Regions from separate parts of the Homo sapiens genome. Here region 2 is linked to region 1. Evidence: chromatin loops called from intact Hi-C (ENCODE). Cell type or tissue: PC-3. All regions are shown on one strand. Links, peaks and the distances in the headings refer to the core of each region. The heading gives the core; the rest is flanking DNA. Region 1 overlaps ATXN1 (ataxin 1). Region 2 has its middle 16 kb from the start of STMND1.

What was found. Hi-C counts contacts between places; a loop is a spot of excess contacts. Peaks named below come from ENCODE experiments on the same cell type or tissue, not always from the same donor. Only the 100,000 strongest peaks of a DNase experiment are listed, where the experiment ranks them.
Region 2: it touches region 1 in a loop (4-fold over the local background); 3 of 110 quality-filtered maps call a loop at or near these places.

What each region holds. Positions count from the first base shown.
Region 1 is chr6:16,493,768-16,504,083 of GRCh38, forward strand. All of the region lies in intron 5 of ATXN1 (ataxin 1), which reads right to left. Among named protein-coding and RNA genes, the nearest start is that of GMPR, 260 kb to the left of the region's middle. RefSeq lists an enhancer at 261-320. In PC-3, for the core only: no CTCF peak of the experiment used is centred there; a DNase peak (open chromatin) is centred at 4,704; H3K27ac peaks cover 1,089 bases.
Region 2 is chr6:17,080,773-17,091,088 of GRCh38, forward strand. No RefSeq gene overlaps it. Among named protein-coding and RNA genes, the nearest start is that of STMND1, 16 kb to the right of the region's middle. In PC-3, for the core only: a CTCF peak has its summit at 5,792 (motif pointing left); a DNase peak (open chromatin) is centred at 5,819.

The sequences.
Region 1 (10,316 bases), core at 685-8,684:
AAATGGAAGAACACCCTTTTGGGTGACTTGGAGAAAAATCATCACATAAGTCTCTAAGGAAACTGTGCAGTCCCTCAATGAAATGTTCCACAACAGCCTCTTTTTCCAACTCAGAACTAAAGGTAACTCTTTGTATTTCCTTTCTGAGGAATAAAGAGAAGCTGCCAGGGCTGCTGGCAATTGCAGAGTTCAGAAATGCTTCCTCTGAATGAGCACACTCAGCCCAGCAGGGTGCAGAGCCCTGTCTCCACCCTGCCCACCAAGGAGCTTAAGTGGCAGGCAAACTGGGCCAAAAACACCCCTTTCCCATGGAGAGGCATCTCCAGTGCAGGGCTGGACTGAGAGGCATCTCCAGTGCAGGGCTGGACTGAGAGGCATCTCCAGTGCAGGGCTGGACTGAGAGTCCAGTTAGACCTCAAGAAGAGTTGGAGGGAGGTCAGCGTGGGAGGTAGGCCAAAACTCAAGGTATTCTGAAGAATATGATTTATTCACAATATCATGCGTTCCCTGTTCAGTCAACATTTGATCATTTATGGGAGTTATCCATTGTAAAATTTCTTACAAACTGGCAGTCCTTGGATACCTAGCATGCACTCAGAATATTCTCTGTGTATATTAACTGGTTTGTGTTCAAGGAATAAAATCCAAAATTAGTACCGGCCTAAAGAACACATTATCAGAGATAAATATGCTGGAAAAATGTCTATCCTCAAAGGTTTTTTAAAAAAATTATATTTCATGTTGATCCATGTCACTGCTTCTTATCATTAGCATGGCTTATCACATAAAGGTAAGGATTTATTCATACAGAGACTGCTGCTGTGTGTATTTGTATGCAGGTTACATCTCCTTATGGACGTAGTGCAAAGTTTGCTATGAAATATAATTATACATTGGAGAAAAGTATGTCTGCATATCAAGAATAAAATGAAAATAAAATGTAAGTTGAACATATAGATGATAAATACCCAATCTGTGCTGAGCAGCTGTAGAACGACGTCTCAGGAAATTAGTATTTTAAAGACAAGATGTCATGTGCTCCTATTGACAACTTATTCCTGGCCTTATTTGTTCAACACGCAGGTCCTTCAGGTATTGCTGTAGCACAACAGAAAGAACAGTGGGCCAGAAGACAGGGAGGTCTGGGTCTAGAAGCCCAGAGACTCCACATCCCGAGTTACACATCCCCTTTCTGGTTGCCATGAGTCATCACGCACCTTCTGCCCAGAGGAGAGTTTTATTCATGCCTGCTTGAAAAGGTCAGTGTTTAGGTGTTGCAGAAGTGCTTGGTGAAAATGGGGAAGGCTGAAACACAGCCTGTGCCTCATGCTTTGATAATTTCTGAAGCATTTATAAATCATGAGCAGCTAAGGTCTGCAAGATGCTAATGTGTGCAGTCCAGTCCTCTGACTTTAAGTCTGTTTCAGTTCCTGCTCTATTTGCTCCTTTTTAATAACACAATTAGTAAAAATCCTAAAAAAGAAATAGCTAAATATTTTCCTCTCATTCTCTTTTTGCCATAATATTGAGAGTTATATGATAGTATCTTCAACTATTTTATTTGGCCTGACTTCACAAAGTACCAAACGGGGAGTGAAGATAAAATGAAGAGACAGAATCCACATATGCATCTCCCAACCTCTGTCCTTTTGAACAGACACAAGTAACAGAATTTACCAAAAGTATTAAAAACACGACCTTGGAAGCATCCTATCAAAGCCACAACTTCCTTTTCTTTTTATGAACTACTACCATGCAAAATTGCATGGCTACAGCTGGGACATCAAATCATGCTTTAAAAAATTAGTATTGGGGCTAGGCGTGGTGGCTTACGCCTATAATCCCTGTACTTTGGGAGGCCAAGGCAGGTGGATCATTTGAGGTCAGGAGTTCAAGACCAGCCTGGCCAACATGGTGAAACCCTGTCTCTACTAAAAATACAAAAATGAGCCAGGTATGGTGGCAGGCGCCTGTAGTCCCAGCTACTCACGAGGCTGAGGCAGGAGAATCACTTGAACCCAGGAAGCGGAGGTTGCAGTGAGCCGAGATCATGCCACTGCACTCTAGCCTGGGTGACAGAGTGAGACTCTCTCTCTCTCTCTCAAAAAAAAAAAAAAAGTTATTATTGGTATATTAGTAAAAGCCATTCAAAGCTCAAAAACAACAGAATTATTTTCTGAAATTCAAAATCAGTGCCAGATTTAACTACTTTTGCATAATGTTTGCCCCCACAGAACTTTCCATAATAATATTACGTCAACAGCACTCATTTTCTTTTTGGTCTACTTGTTTTACTAAATTAAAAGCCAACAGATACAACAACTCCATACTTTAAACTCCTTTTTTAATACTATTCCGAGTAACTGCCTCCTTGTTTAAATATTACAATTTTCTGACTCAATCAGAACAAAGTATTGCAAGACAAAGGTGCTATTGAAAACTTCTCTTTTTTTGGAGGAGGCTTCATAAAAGCATTCTAGCTTAAAACTGGGATTTCAATGGTCTTAACTGTGAATACCATGTAGCAGAAATGCCACTTGGCATTATATCTAGGGATTACCTGTTGAAACACCAAAGACAGGTATACTTTGATGTGGGTTACGCAGGGCCGGGTAAGTAACAAGAAATACAATTATTCTTTCTTTCTATGAATGTGGCGCTGAAGATTTGATACCATATTTGGAGCACAGATCCATCGTGTGGAGGGATGGGGAAACACAGGAGAGGGGTGCTGAGTGTGACCACATGTCCACAGGCCTGTCTGAGCTCGCTACAGGTCACACTGCATCATGAAGGACCCTGTACTCCACTTGCTGCAATTTCAATGCAAATAAAGAAAAATATCAACTACTATTTTATGAGTAAAGGACGCTGGCAAGATGCAGCCGTGGTTTGTCTTAAGAGTCCTGAAACTCAGTTAAAATACCTGATGATCGCGTTTCATTAAAAACCCCAAGGAATTTCTTTACACCATGAGCATTCTACAAGTTTCCTACCTCTCTTTAAGACTAAATATTTAAAACTCTTTAGAATTAGCATCATCTATGTGTCACTTGGCTCTAGGACACATATTCTCGGGGAAGAGCATATCCCCATTTCTATTAGGAGAAAGAATAACAGGATTTCTCCCCTCCTCCTTCATCTTGCAGATTTAGGGGTTTATCCTAGTATCATGGCTCAGGGGATTCTCACACTTACAACTCCTAATATATCAAAAAAGGAGAAAATCTCTCTTCACTGCTTAATTGTTTTGTCGAATAAGCTCTCAAAAGTTCATTTTTGTTACCTTTTTCAGGCAAAATAAGAGGCCTTTTACAAAAATTCTATTGCTAAAACAATGGAATTCTCCCGGGAATGACTTCGTTATGGAAATGAAGTGACAGCTTCTTTTATCTAGCCAGGCAGAAAGTCTGCATTTATAAAAGGCATTCAGAGCACTCAAGTGTTGTGTGTGGGAGGACAGAAAATGCTATTTTTAATTCAGATTGCAGCATTCCTCCCATCCAGGTCTTTCAGTATAATCATAATCATAATAAGACTGATGTAAAAAGAAAAAAAAAAAAGATTCCCATTCCTGCTGACCCCAGCAGAAAAAGAGAGAAAGAAAGAAAATTAAATAAATGATTAATACAGCTTCCTTCCACTTTTAGACCGTTCTGTGGGCTTGGAGATCCACCTTCGAGGCAATCAGAGCAGACTATCCATTATCCAAAGTTAAAAGCACTTTAACTCTGCTAGTAACAGCATCACGTCTTCTCACACAAATTTACATTCTTGTTCGTGTGACTTTCACTCTCCTAAGTTTGCAGGAATCGCCTGTGCCTGCTGGGAAACGCCGTGCAAGTTCCTCCATCTGTTTCCAAGACTTAACATTCCTTGGTGACAGTGCAATGGACGAGTCCAGCCTGGTGGCAGGGCCATGCTGGGAACTTGATTTCTAATGTCAATCACTGGAATGCCCTTCTAGTAAGGAAGAGGTGCCCAAGCTTCTGTTTGAGTTAACACAGACCTTTCCAGGTCAGGTGTAGAATCTGGAGTGATGAATGGAAGGGCTGGAAAGGAAATGAAGACCAGTGTAGATGTCTCTTTGCAGAAGTTGAACATTAGAGGAAAAAACAGAATAAGATGAAAATGGAATCACAAAGGGTAAAATGACTGGTTTAAGGCTATATGTGCAGGATTAGAGAAGAGATGGGGTCAAAGGGGTATTTTTTAATGAAGATAAAATTCACATAAAACAAAATTCAGCATTTTAACTGTTTTTAAAGTGTGTAAGTCAGTGGCTTTTACTCCATCCACATGTTGAACAACCATCATCACTATCTAATTCCAGAAGATTGTCATCATCCCCCTTATCCATGAAACAGTCACTCCCTGTCCCCCACTCCTCTCAGCCCCTGGCAAAGACTAATCTACTTTCTGACTCTAAGGAGTTGTCTATTCTGGATGTTGTGTATAAACTGAATCATACAATATGTGGCCTTTTGTGTCTGGCTGCTTTCTCTTGGCATAATGTTTTCAAGGCTCATTCATATTGTAACATGTACCAGTACTTCATTCTTGTTTTGGTTCAATAATACTCTATTGTAGGCTATACCACATTTTGTTATTTATTCGTCAGTTGATGGACATTTGGGATGATTCCATATTTGGGCTACTATGAATCATGCTGCTATGAACATTCATGTACATGTTTTTGTTTGAATACCTGTTTGCAAATCTCTTCAGTGTATACCTAAGAGCAGAACTACTGAGTCATATGTTAATTCTGTATTTAGCTATTTGAGGACTTGCCAAATTGTTTTCTATAGTGATTGCACCATACTACATTCCCACCAGCCAGGTAGGAAGATTACCATTTTTTCCACAAGCTTGCCAACACTTGTTATTTTCCTTTTTTAAAAAAATTATGGCCATCATAATGGGTGACCATAATAAAGTGGTATCTCATTGTGGTTTTGATTTGCATTCCCCTAAACACTAATGATGTTGGACATCTTTTCATAAGCTTATTGGCTATTTATATATCTTCTTTGGAGAAATCTCTATCCAATGCCTTTGTCCATCTTTAAACTGGGTTGTTAGTCTTTTTCTCTTTGAATTGTAAGAGTTCTTTATATATTCCAGAAACTAGACCCTTATGAGATACTGACTTGCAAATATTTTCTCCCATTCTGTGGGCTGTCTTTTGACTTTCTTGACAGTGCCCTTTGGTTCACAAAGGCTTTGATACTGATGAAGTCCAATGCATCTATTTTTTTCTTTTGTTGTTTGTGCTTTTGGTGTCACATCTAAGAATCTATTGCCAAATCCATGGTCATGAAGATTTACTCCTGTTTTCATTTAAAAGTTTTATAGTTTCAGTTCCTACATTTAGGGTATTGATCCATTTTTAGTTCATTTTTGTATATGGTGTGAGGTAAGGGTTCAACTTCTTTCTCTGGCATGTGTCCCAGGTGACTTTTTCCATTGTCTCAGCACCAATTGTTGAAAAGAGGTAAGAGAGATTTTGAGTATGAAGTGATTTTAGTCTTTTCTCTTGAAAAAACAAAACTTTAAAAATATACATTATTTTAAAAATTAATTTTCTGGCTTTTGGTTACACTATGACTGTATTCAGCCACTATTTAAATGTTTTTCCTCATCCCACATTTTAAAGATGCAGCAAGTTTTCATGAATGATGACCCACCAGAGCCATGATGCTGAGCTTTCAGGGAAGCCAACCACCTCTTGAGGTGGTGCTTTTGCAAGAACTAATTTTCAAAAGCAACAGTAGCTTGAAATTGCTGACTTTGGGTTGCATTTGCCTCTGTGTTTGTGCCCCTCTAGTGAACAGCCCCTGTCTTCAGATATCCACAGACCTCTGTTCTCTTTCCAAGCCCGACACCCACCCATTAAGATTGGCTCTTTGGAGAAAACTTAATAAACTAATTCATGCCAAATCGTGTATAACCAAGAGAAATAATAGACTTTTGGCATGATACCTAAGACTCTGTTTATCTTAAGCAAAAAGAATACAGTGTAGGTTGTAGAATTCTGGCTATCATCAATTCAGCCAATGCAAGGAGTGAAGACTTTTAAATCCCCCTAAAGCATCAGTTCTCCAACTTGGCTACACATTGTGACCACCCAGAGAGATTTAGAAAGTACTAATGTCTGGGTTCCACCCACAGAGATCCTTACTTAACTGGTCTGGGGTATGGCTCAGGCAATAGAATTTTGGAAAGCTCCCCAAGTGATTCTACTATGCAGCCAAGGTGGAGAGTCACTGTCCTGAAGTCATCAGAGGTTGCCACCTACTCCTCCCACAAAGGTGGCTCCTCTTGTCACCTTGCACCACTTGCAAGCAATTAGGGATGTACATTTACATGATTTTAAAAGTCTTATGATGTCCGATTAAAACTAACAAAACTTGAATTTCTTGTATCAGTTATCATTCACTCTTCTCAACAACCGTGTGAAAGTAAGTTTATTGTTCCCATATGACACACGAGGAAACAAACTCTGAGAGATTAATTAAGCGACAGCCCTAGATCACAGAACTTGGAAGTGGCAGAAAATTGATTTTAATACAATTGTTTCAACCCCACAGTCTGTATCATTATAATCTCCCAGTAATTTCAAAAGGGCCAACCACTGTGAGTGTGGGCATGTAATTTGGTTGCATCTTCAATGTGGCACCCATCTTGTGGAATGGGACGAGGGGATAACAACTCGCTGAAGAGAATAGCAGGCACTACCTCTGTCGGTTACTATTTACCTTTCTTTCTCTATATTGTATGCATGTGGGTGTGTGAGTGTACATAAGTGTATGTCCACCTAAGGAAAGTGGACCTCAAGGGTATATCTGAATTGAGAAACATATGGCCCAACTACAAGAAGGTACCTGGGTAGGGTTTTCAGAGATGTAGTAATTCTTTCCAAGATGTGATAAGACTGGTAAAAGGTCATGAAATATCTTCATTATGATAAAAAAAAAAAAAAAAAAAAAACATTGAGGAAACTACCAATTCATTCATTTATGGATTCATCTAATGCCCATATATAGATTACAAAGCTTAATCAGTAGTGAGTGACAAGACTGAAGAATATCAGGCAAAAATCTCCCATACTTAAATATTCAGGTTCTTATAATAGACAAGACACAATTTCCACATAATATCATCTTGTCTGCCAATGCATGGGGCACATTAACTAGCCTTGACACAATAGTAGAACAAATCAGAATTGGTAAAATGTATTATTAATGATGGTAGAAATTGGGAAGTGAGTTTCATGTCACTTTTTTCTCTTATTTTAAACTGGTGCACTCAAATGTGTAGGTTTGTGCATGTGCGTGAGTGTGCACATATGCACGCATGCACACATGCATACACACAATCACACACAAGGCTTGAGTGAAGACTCCATTTCAGTTCTGCCATTGTTCACAGGCCTAACAACTTACTTTTCCTTAAAACAAGGAAAGGAGGGTTGTCATGTTATTATTCTGTTTCCATTATTATGCCATAAGGAAACTGGAAGAATTCTTTATTTTTAAAATATTTTTAAATTTTACTTTAAGTTCTGGGATACATGTGCAGAACATGCAGGTTTGTTACATAGGTATACATGTGCCATGGTGGTTTGCTGCACCTATCAACCCATCATCTAGGTTTTAAGCCCCTCATGCATTAGGTATTTGTCCTAATTCTCTCCCTCCCCTTGCCCCCCACTCACCGATAGGCCCTGGTGTGTGATGTTCCCCTCCCTGTGTCCATGTGTTCTCATTATTCAACTCCTACTATGAGTGAGAACATGCGGTGTTTGGTTTTCTGTTCCTGTGTTAGTTTGCTGAGAATGAGGCTTCCAGCTTCATCCATGTCCCTGTAAAGGACATGAGCTCATTCTTTTTTATGGCTGCATAGTATTCCATGGTGTATATTTACCACATTTTCTTTATCCAGTCTATCATTGATGGGCATTTGGGTTGGTTTCCAGTCTTTACTATTGTAAATACTGCTGCAGTAAACATATGTGTGCATGTGTCTTTATAACAGAATGATTTATAATCCTTTGGGTATATAACCAGTAACGGGATTGCTGGGTCAAATGGTATTTCTGGTTCTAGATCCTTGAGGAATCGCCACACTGTCTTCCACAATGGTTGAACTAATTTACAGTCCCCCAACAGCATAAAAGCATTCCTATTTCTCCACAGCCTCGCCAGCATCTATTAGGAAACTGGAAGAATTCTATACAATAGATTTAGGAGCTGCAAAGGAGTAAGGATTTGCTGAAGATTTTCTTAGGCAAGTATTAGAAGTTGGTTAGATGAGAAAAGTTTTCACAAGTGGGAGTTGTACCTCCTTGTCTCCTAATTGTAGTGAATCTGTCAACTTTCTTTTCAGTGTATCAAGACTTTACTCTTCAAAATCATTCTCAGTATGCTCTGAATTGCTATACTTTTAAGTTAACTACTTCTCAAAGTGCTGTTTAAAAACTGACATCTTCAACCACATTTCAGGCTTAGAATCTATCTAAATTTGCAAAGTTTCATTGGTTCTTATGAAAGTGCTACTTAAAAAAATACACTTGACAGCCAATCTCTTGAAAATGATTTGTGCAGAAATTGTGTTCAAATTACTTTATATCAAGACATTTAAGAGAAAATGTGGTTTTCTTTGTAATAGGCTAAAAATAATGATATCCTTTATCTTCAACTGAACATGTACATATGCTGTATAAGCTGTTGCATTTAAACAAATTGAAAAACAGTAGGATTCTGGCTATAGACCGTAAAGAAACAAAACTTGCCCAGAATATCATTTTAAGCATTAAAAAATACAATTAACTGCTATTTCCCACAAAGTTCAATCCTACATACAGAATCGGAATTGTCAACCAGGTCCAAAGCATCAAATTATAAAACCTGATGTCTCAGAAATAGACAAGAAAACTCAGAAAAAATAATTATTACAGTCCAATCGCACACAAAGAAAAGTGAGAATAAAAGGCAAGTTATATAGTTTATATTTCTACAAATTCCTTTTGAGTTACTGGGCAACATTCTATTTAAGTGGACCCTTATGACAGTAGTATAATGAAAATATCCCTAAGTCATAGCCCTAAAACAATTCCCACTGAACATTTCATTGAATGCTTAGTATGTGCAAAGTACTGTGAGGTGAGGTTCAGAAATGGAGAAAGAAGGTTTATTGCTTTGAATGCAGAATATTGATTTTTAAAACACTAAGCTAATCGTCACCAACTATAATAATTTTTTATGATTCCTCATTGCCAACAGCAATGATTTTCAAATGTGTTTTTTAAAAGCCAGAACTCTGCCTTCAAACAAAATCTTATATAGAAATCTAATACACAAGATAAATAAAATTGAGGCTACTTACACTATCTAGTTTTATCGGTTCCTCCTACTCCTCATCCATCACCACCAAGTACTTCTGAAGGCAGCCCCACAGAGGTTCACAGGGCAGAGGTTGGGAGACTGAGAAATCCTCAGGCTACTGGAGAATGTGGTCTGACCTCCACCGAGCTGAGGAGTCTGTACTCCTTAACATGGCCTATGAGACCCTCTATGGTTTGCTCCTGGCCTCATGACAAGTTACCACCAATGGAGTACTGACTGTTCCCTGCACACACTGCACCATGCTGTTTGTTCCCTGTGCTTTGTCCATGCTGTCCCTTGGCAGGTGATCTCTTTATGTCCATCTTCTCTTTGACAGATGCCAAGACACCCCACAACTCTGCACAGCTGGACACAGTCTTAACTCCACATACACATTCATTTTTGGCTCACCACGCTGGCTGGTAATTATTGTTCATATGGCTTTCACTTAAACTAACCTCAGAGTAACACAAGCACAGAAAATGTATTCATAGTTATATTCCAGCTTGGAACACAGATGTTGACCTAACAGTGGCTTCATAAATATTTGTTGAATGAATGAATAAAGATGGATGGGTGAGTGGATGACATGACAATATACTTTCATCAAACTAGGGAAAAATATTTATGTAAATATACATATATATTACATATATACTTCTAAAAATTGTGGTAAACTACACAAATATAAAATGTACCATCTTAAACATTTTTAACTATACAGTCAGTGGCATTAAGTACGTTCACAATGATGCACAACCATTACCACCATCCACCCCCCAAACTCTTCATTTTGCAAAACTGAAACTTTTTAACATACGTACATTTAAAAAATTCTTAAAAATGTAATTGAATGATCTAGGGTGTGGGGTACCCAGGTTCTTCACTTCCCCCTTGCCCCCACCTGCTATATATCTTGTGCCTTTC
Region 2 (10,316 bases), core at 873-8,872, 590 kb after region 1:
TGAGGTTGACCAGGGTGTGTTTGTAAATCCTTGGCACATTCACAGAGGCATGTCCTGAGTCTTCCTCTTCCAGACACTGTTGACTCCACTGGCAGATATTAATATTGAAACATGTTTGGGTGGAGGCTCTGGGAAAATAGATGAAGAACAGCCCCTGCCCTCAAGGGGTTCACAGTCTAGGGAACACTCAGACACTTACATGATCAATGGCAATACAGTGACCCTGAAAATAGGACAAAAGGTGCCAAAAAAAAAAAAGCACTGACAGGAAAAGCCTGACTATTCAAGAAAGTTTCAGGGAGAAAGTGTCATGGCTGACTTTTGCAAGACAAATAAGAGTCGGCCAGTTGGAGAAGGATAAAGGATGGATGTTGGCGGCAGAGGAGATGGCTGGATGAAGATGGGGATGCATAAAAGAGCATGCTGAATTCAAGCACTTATAAAGTGAAGATAGATCCTATTCTGAAGATCCTGTTTATTGCTCATTTTCTTTTATTCGCACTTAGGGATAGTTAGTAACAGATCAGTGGTAGGTGATGCGGAGAAGAGTAAATTGGTAACATTCTACGCATATTCCCTGCATTATAAAATACTCCCCTTCAGTTGAAAAATACAATGTAAAACTCTGGATCTATCTATAACTGTCTCCCAAATTGCTTTTTGTCTTCTGAGTCACTGCAGGGGTTTCGTGCACCTCCTTTGTACCCGTGAAACCCAACCCCTTCCTAGGATGGCAATAGCACCAGCTCCAAGTCTCTTATTTCCTGTCAATGGCAAATTCCTCCCTAATCTGATTACTACTTTGTTATTAGACTCTATTTTCATATTACCCTTTTTAGCATATAGATGGAATTTTTAGTTTTTTCTAAATGCTTCAGATAATCTTTATCCCTTTAAACACCCTTTAAATGCTTTTTCAATGAATGTTACTCATTACCATGAGATTCGTTCCCCTCTGGTTCTTTTCAAAGGGCAGAGCATTGAGGAGATAACAGATTTTGACAAGTTATTAAAGAAGGGTTAAGTCCACAGATTTCATTGTATTTTCTCACACAGAGTCTGGAGTAATATTTTATATTTATTTTGTTACATGGGGCCTTATCATATAATCCCCCCACCTGTCACCACCACCAAAGGAACCTACTATGTGGGAGTTCCTGTGACAATATGTGGCTTGCGAGTTGCCTGAAAGAGATCAGAGAGTATCTTAGAAACAAAGTAGAATTTGTCTCTCTCTGATCACGATAACCAGAAATGGAAAAGAACACTGAACCAAAAATAGTAGCACCATTTACTCTGACAGAATAGGAAACTAGCAGCTTCTGCTTGTGAGTTTTAGGATCTCGAGCAAGCAACACCTCTGTGACTCCTTTTACTCATCTGTCAAACAGAAAGGATGATATAGATGCAAATGTATTTCCCTAAACAGAATCCAGAATTAGTACAATTTTCAGTCCAATTTATACAGCTCTGCATTTTACCAAAAGAAAGGACTAAAATAGTGGAGTAGTCCACCAGCCAAATGGTGAGCAGAGATTGCCACGGGCTTTAATAAGATTCTATTTATAGTCAGAATTCCGGAGCCATATTCACCATTGTCTGTTAGATAAAATAAATACCTGATTATTGTATACACCATTTACAGTGTAGCTTTAATAGAACATTCTAACACAGAAATGAGCAATCTTTAAGAGTTAGATGTTATGTGGGAAGGTAGAAAAATCACATGCTTTGGAGTCCAAAAATGTGGTTCCTATTCTCTGCTTGGTTTCTTTGTGAGTCTCACACCCACCATAGCCTAAGTCATTAGTTCCCAAACTTTGTCACATGGGTATCCCTCTCTGCAAAAAGGAGCAAACAGGTTGCTTGCCCAGGAATTTGGGGGAGATCCTGGAACCACATCTTGTCATCAGAACATCCCCCGTTGAAAATATTCTGATTTACTGTAAAAATCTATTTGACCTTTGTGGTTGAATCCCTTTTATATGTATTCTTGGTTTCTAAATAAAAATGTTTAAAATTCATTATTGTCATCTAAAATTTTTAAAAGTTGTTCAGAGCTGTCCCTCATGTAGCCTCCATTTCCTCACCTCCCTTCACTTTTAAAATTATTTCTGGCCAAGCACAGTGGCTCACGCCTGTAATCCCAACACTTCGGGAGGCTGAGGAGGAGGATCACTTGAGGCTGAGTTCAAGACCAGCCTGGGCAACAGAGTAAGACCCCATCTCTACAAAAACATTAACAATTAGCCGAGTGTGGTGGTACATACCAATAATCCCAGCTACAAGGAAGTCTGAGGCAGGATAACTTGAGCCCAGGAGTTTGAGTCTGCAGTGAGCTGTGATGGTACCACTGCACTCCAGTCTGGGCAACAGTGAGACCCTGCCTCAAACAAACAATCAAAATATATATATACACACACACACACATATATATATACATATATATACACACATATATATATACATATATATACACACATTTGTATTTTAAAAATCCATGTATATATTTTTTAAAATTCAAATATTACTACAAAGTATTTATTGAAAATATAGTCCCCTTACTTACTCTCTAAGTCCAAGTCTGCTGACCAAGGGCAAATACTTTCCATTTTTTTAGCTTTCTCTTTGGATATTTATGGTCATATTTTAAAATAATATTCTTGGACTCTATGGAACTGAACACACAGCATGTAATCTTCTGCACATTGAATTTTTTGTTCAATGTTATATGTGTAAGAGGCAGCCATGTGGTTCATTTACTTTAATTACATGTTGTGTTGTTGCGTAACATTTGGTTCAATAATTATACCACAATTTACATATCAATTCTCGAGATTGGTCACTTGAACTCTTTCTACATTTTTGCCATTCTAAGCAATTTACTATGAACGTCCTTATACATGTCTCCAAGGAATACAGGCAAGATTTTCTTTCCATCCTGAGATGTAGAATAGCAGGATCACCAATATACATATTATCAACTTGTGTGTTTCACTTTCTTTATAAAAAAGAAATTCTTTCTTTAAAATTTTATTTTTAAAGTTTTAATTACTATGGGTACATAATAGTTGTATATATTTATGGGGTACATGTGATATTTTGATGCAGGCGTACGACATGTAAGGATCAAATCGAAGTAATTGGGGTATCTATCTCCTCAAACATTTTTCATTTCTTTGTGTTAGGAATATTCCAATTTTACTCTTTTAGTTATTTTTAAATATAGAGAAGTTATTATTATTATTATTATTTTGAGACAGGGTCTCACTCTGTCATCCAGGCTGGAGTGCAGTAGCATGATCTCAGCTCACTGCAACCACCACCTCCTGGGCTCAAGTGATCCTCCTGCCTCAGTCTCCCAAGTAGCTGGGACTACAGGTGCATGCCACCATGCCCAGGTAATTTTTGCAGTTTTTGTAGAGATGAGGTTTCCCCAGGTGGGCCAGGCTCGTCTCGAACTCCTGACCTCAAGTGATCTGCCCACCTCGGCCTCCCAAAGTGCTGAGATTACACATGAGTCACCACACCCAGCCAAATTATTGTTAACTATAGTCACCCTATTGTGCTACTGAATAGAAACCAAAATTCTTAATATAAAAGTAGGCAAATTCATCAGTCTTAGCTTTATGATTTGTCCTTTTCTTATGTATTCAGAAGTTGTTTCTTACTCTAAAATCATGAAAACATTCTTCCATTTATTTGTAAATAAGTCCTGAATCCACCTGTGATTTATTTTTGAGTACTGTGTGCCTATTTCCTCTTCGAACCCTCTCATCTGGCTCCCACTTCCACCACATAACTGAAAGTGCTCTTGGGAAGGTAACCAATGGCTTCTACATTGCTTTATTCAATTCTCCTTTCCAGGCCTTATCTTAGATAATCACTCAGCAACTTTTGACACAGACGACGACTCCTCCTTTGTGAAAGATCTGTTCTTGGCTTCCATGAAACCACATTCTCCTAGTTTTTCTTTTACACATCAGGCAGCTCCTTCACCTTTGCATGTCTCTGTTCCCTTCTTGACCTCCCAGGTTCAAGCAGTTCTCCTGCCTCAGTCTCCCGAGTAGCTGGCCCTCTCTTCTTCTCTTTCTATGCTGTTTTTCCAGGCAATCTCGTCCATTCTAAGGGCTTTGTGCTGATGATCCTTAACATTGAATCTCTAGCCTATACCTTCCTCCTGAGCTCCAGCCTTGTAACCCCTTATGGATGTCTCTTGGCATCCAAAATTATTATGCCTAAAACTGAACCCTTGATCTGCCTTTCCCAATTCCATAAATGTCACCCACATCCACCCTGACATATACCAAATATCTGCTGAGGTCTTCCTTGACATCTCCCTCAACATCCAGCACAATAGCGAGTCTTACTGAGTCTCACTAAAAGGCATCTGAAATCTGTACACCTCTCTCTATGCTCACTACCAAGCATTCATTATCACCCAATGACTCCTAATCATTCCCCCTGCTTTAACTCTTGTTGCCTCCAATTTTTTTCCCAGATGAAAGCCAGAATGATCTCACAAAAATATAATTGGATCCATGTCAATCATCCATATAAAACCCTTCAAAACTTATTATTGCAGTTAGGATAAAAATCCCAAATCCTTTATGTGGGCTAGAGGATACCTTACATCAAATGACACCAGCCTCTTTATATATAATCCAGTATACCTTAAGGTCAACTTACAACACTCTTTCCCCATTTGTTTTTTTGTTTGTTTGTGTCTCTCTTCCCTCAAGCTTCAGGTTAAGTGTCCTCCCCTCTGTTATATGATCTCGTAGTAACTTGACTTTCCTTTATATCATCTAATATGATTTGTGATTAGATGTTTGTCTGAAAATTAACTTATTTTCTGTATCCCCACTAGATCCTGACTTCCTGGGGGCAAGAACCATGTCTGCATTATTATTATTATTTCTCCCATACACCCTGGGCCTAGAACAGTGCCTACTCATGTTGGGAACCCAATAAGCCCTGTTAAACACCGAGGGCACATGGAGAAGGCAATGCCCCTCTCTTCACTGAGAAGACTCATAATCTCGCAGAGTTCCTAGCAGCTGAGACTCAGAGTCTTGGGGCTGCATTCCTGTTTCCAGGAAGATGATGCTGGGGAATTCACTCCTCATGACTTCATCTTCCTTTTTTTTTTTTTCTGAGACAGAGTCTTGCTTTGTCACCCAGGCTGGAGTGCAGTGGCGAGATGTCAGTTCACTGCAGCCTCTGCCTTCTGGGTTCAAGCCACTCTCCTGCCTCAGCCTCCCAAGTAGCTGGGATTACAGGCACGCACCACCACACCCTGCTAATTTTTGTGTTTTTGTAGAGACGGAGTTTCACCATGTTGGCCAGGGTAGTCTTGAACTCCTGACCTCAGGTGATCCACCCGCCTCAGCCTCCCAATTAAAGTGCTGGGATTACAGGAGTGAGCCACTGCCCCCTGCCTGGGCTTCATCTTCCTTATCCGGAAGCTTCCCCTTTCCCTGCTCCTGTTTACATCCCCTGCCCCATAATTCCCACTACACTCCCTTTTGGGGCTAGGATTTCTTTATAAGGGAGCAGACAGCAGAAGCAGATAAATTTTCCCCACAGAAGACTGCCTGACTGTACAGGCTGTGTACACTGATTATTATTGTTACTTTAAATCGGAAATGTAATTAGTGTATTAGTACTTAATTGTATAGTAGTCTATTAGTAGCACAAAATCCATTCACCTAAGATTATTCTTGTAGGTGATTTGGACACAATAAAGTCAAGCTTATTACTATTTCATCATCGCTGTGGTATTATTGCCCCCTGGTGGCTATGCTAATTACTTAGCCCTGACCGACTGGGAGCTATTGCTCTTCAAACAGCAGCCGGGATGTTCCCGGAGGATTGTGGTACTTGCTTCTCTCCAAACAAACCTAGAGACAATCCGGGCGCGGTGGCTCACGCCTGTAATCCCAACACTTTGGAAGGCCAAGGTGGGTGAATCACTTGAGGTCAGGAGTTCGAGACCAACCTGGCCAACATGGTGAAACCCTGTCTCTACTCAAAATGCAACAATTAGCCGGGGCGCACACCTGTAATCCTGGTTACTTAGGAGCCTGAGGCAAGGGAATCGCTTGAACCGGGAGGGGGAGATTGCAGTGAGCCAAGATCATGCCACTGTACTCCAACCTGGGTGACAGAGTGAGGCTCTATTTCAAGAAGAATAAGAAAAAAACCAAAAACTAGAGACAAAAAGGGCATGAGAGCATTTTTTTTAATGAAAGTCTCTATGTCAACCCCACCCACACCTTTGTCTTTAGGGTGACCCACTCCAACCCTTTACTCCCCTTCCCCTAGACTTTTCTGTCTCTTCTTAGGCATCATTCAGTCTGGCAAACAGCTAGAGTCATGAAGCCATGTGGTCTCCAAGAACAACAGTTGGCGATCCCCAGTTTTGAGAACACCTGTAGTTCAACCTGATAGGCAGCATTTCCATGGCCTTAGGCTTTCAGGCAGCAAAAAAGTTTCAAATGTATGAAATCACAGAAGCACTGCCAGTCATCAGCCAGGTGAAGTTACCTATGATAATTACTGTGCACTCTTAGGAAGTGTCACCTGTGCACTTCGGTTTCATGTTTCCAAATGCATACTCACTCTTCAAATCAGAAACTTACCCACAAGACACAATTCAGCCACTCAAAATTGTACAGCCTGGTTCTAGCCTTTAAGATGAAATAGGAGAAGGTGGATATGGGGAATTTTGTGTCTAATCGATAGAAAATGCTTTGGCCAAGTTGAAAATATATATATATAGCAGTTTTTGCTATATGTTCTTTCCAACAGAGAGAAGCATTTCCAAAAAGCCAGAGGTAGTTGCTTTTATCCATAATGAAAGCAATTCAGTTAAATGGTCGTTCACAAAGCAGAACTTGGCGTGGAACCCAGGGTTCCTTGCTGCCTGCATTCCCATTTTTTTCTCTCTAGCACTGAATTAAGAATCAGACAGCAACTGGCTCTGATTCTTGATCCCTTTGTTACTAGCTGTGTAAGGCAAGTTATTCAAGGATTTCTGAGCCTCGGGATCTTCCCTTTATATCCATAAAATGGGTATAATAATACCTACCTTATATGTTTGTTGTAAAGAACTTATGCCAGGCACGTATTAACCATTCAAGAGGCAGTAGCTGTCATCATTACCGTAATTATTCTTATAGTTATTCAAGACCTTATGGTTGATCTCAAGGAAGAAAATAACAAAAAGCCAGTCAAAGCTCATTGTTTGCATTGGAGAACAATATTTAGTTACTTAGAAGACATTGTGAGTAACAACTGACAAATGATATCCTTCCCCTGCCCTCTTTTTCTGTCTCTCTGTGGCAGGTGGAATTCTCAAATGGACCCTAAAATTCCAGGCCCCTGGTATATGACCCTGAATAATCCCTTTTCTTTGGATGTGGGTAGAGCCTGTGATTATGATGGAATGTCACACTCATGAACAGGTTACACTGTATGGTAAAGGGGAAGGCATTCTGCAGATATAATTAGGGTTTCACATCAGTTGATTTTTGAGTTCATTGAAGGAGATATTATCCTGGGTGGGCCTGACCAAATCAGGTGAGCCCTTAATTTTTATTTTATTTATTTATTTATTTATTTATTTATTTATTTATTTATTTATTTATTTATTTTGAGACAGAGTCTAGCTCTGTTGCCCAAGCTAGAGTGCAGTGGTGTGATCTCGGCTCACTGCAGCCTCCACTCTCCGGGTTCAAACAATTATCTTGCCTCAGCCTCCCCAGCCTCCTGTAGTAGCTGGGACTACAGGCACGCACCACCACGCCCAGCTAATTTTTTGTATTTTAGTAGAGACAGAGTTTCAACATCTTGCCCAGGCTGGTCTCAAACTCCTGAGCTCAGGCAGTCTGCCCGCCTCAGCCTCCCAAAGTGCTAAGATTACAGGTGTGAGCCACTGCACCCGGCCTGAGCCCTTTAAAGGAGGCTCTAGAGGTTGGAGACAGGAGAAGCAGAGCTCTCTCTTGCTGGCCTTGAAGAAGCAAGTTGCTGTGAGTTCCACAGCTGCAAGGAAATGAATTCTGCCCATAATCACATGAGCTTGGAAAAGGATCTCAAGTCCCAGATGAGACCCCAGCCAACATCTTGATTGCAGCTCATGAGGCCCTGAGCAGAAGACCCAACGAAGTCATGCCTGGACTCCTGACCATGAAACTGTGAGAAAATAAATATGTGTGGTTTTAAGCCACTGAATTTGTGGAAATTTGTTATGCAGGTATAGAAAACGAATACACTCCAATACCTCGAAAAATATTAACATGGTATTCACTGGTGTTTAATTTCACAAAGAACTAGGAAAAGAGCCCAGATGTCAAGACTCTTATCCCAGTATTTGATTGCTTCTTTGACTTGTGGGTTATTTATAGAATATTTTTAGTTTCCAAATAGTTGGGAGCTCATCCAGAGATCACGTTACTGGTTTTTACATTATACTTCCAGTATGTTTCCATTTCTCCCTTCCTGGTCTCTGTTCTGTCATCGTCATCACATATTGTACATTCACATATGCCATGAACTCCACACTGTATTGTTATTATTGATCTTTAAACAATGAATTCTCTTTAAAGAAAACTAAGAAATAAGAAAAACTCATATTTACACATGTAGTTACCATTTCCAGTGTTTTTCATTCCTTTGTATAAATCCATAGTTCCATTTGGTATCATTTTCCTTCCACTTGAAGGACTTAACATTTCTTATATATGGGTCTGCTGGTGATGAGTTCTTTCAGTTTTTGTATGCCTAAAAACGTATTCATTTAGCCTTTGTTTTGAAGAGATATCTTCACAGGGTATAAAAGTATAGGTTGCCACATTTTTCTTTCAATATTTTACAATGCTTAGTACTTTAAAGTACCTTGGCACATAGCATGTTTTATTTCTCTGTCTGCTTTTAAGATTTTTCTTTTTATCACTGGTTTTGAGAAATTTGATAAAGATGTTCCTTGATATAGTTTTTTTTTTTTAATGTTTCTTGTGCCAAGGGTTCCTTGGGTATCTTGGATTTGTGATTTTATCATTTTCATCAAATTTGGAATTTGATGCCCATTATTTTTTCAAAATTTTTTCTGTTCCCACCTCCTGCCCTTGCCCCCACCTTATCTTCTCTCCTTTGGGGACTCCAATTACATGTATATTCAGTTGTGTGACGTTTTTCTTCAGTTCACTTTCACTGTGTTCATTTTTGTTCTTAGTCTTTTTTCTCTGTAGGTTTGATTTCGGATAGTTTCTCTTGCTATGCCTTCAAGTTCATTAATCTTTTCTTACGCAAAGTCTAACTGATCATTAATTCTACTCAGTGTATTTATTTAAATACATTGTATTTAATATTTCCTGTAGCTCTTTGAACATATGGAATACAGTAATAATAAGTTTTAATGCCCTCATCTGCTAATTTGAACATCAGCTCTGGGTCGATTTTGATCAGTTTATTTTTCTCCTAATTGTGGGTCACATTTTCCTGCTTCTTTGCATGCCTGCTAAGTTTTGTATTAGATGTCCGACATTATCAGTTTTACCTTATGGGTGCCACATAGTTTTGTGTTCCTATAAATATTCCTGAACGTTGTTTTGAGAGGCAGTTCCATTAGTTCAGTCCTTGCTTTTGCAATGTGTTAGGTGGGACCATAGCAATGTTTAGTGTAGGGCTAATTTTTCCCCACTAGCAAGGCCAAACCCTCGTGAGTTTTCTGGTCTGGTTGGTAAGAACAAGCACTGTGAGAGCTCTGATTATTATAGCCTCTAGGCCTTTCTGTAGTTATTTCCCCAACCTCAGGCAGCTTTCTCATATGCATGTATTGACCAGTCCTCTATGGAATATTCAAGGGGATCCTCTGCAGCTCTCCGGAATTCTCCCTCTATCTCCTATCAGCTACTTTGCCGTGCAAACTCTAGCCACTTTTTCCTTCCTTGATTCTCAGCTCCTTCTCCTCAATTCAGGCAATCCACAGGGCTCCGCTGGGGTTTCCTCTCCCTGCACTACCATCTATAAACGTCTTCAAGGTAGTTAGCTGGGATTAATCATAGAGCTCACCCTCTCAGCTTTCCATCTCTCAAGGATCACTGTCCTTCATCGCCTGATGTCCAATGTCTTGACAACCATTGTTTTATATATTTTGGATTTTTTATTAATTTTTTTTCCTTGAGAGGGTAAATCTAGTGTTTGTTACTCTATCTTGACTGGAAGCAGAAGTCTATCTGAACCATGTTGCATCAGAAGAAAGGGCAGAAGGTGAGAGTCATCATTCTATTGAATTTCTAGAAGCTGTCTAGATA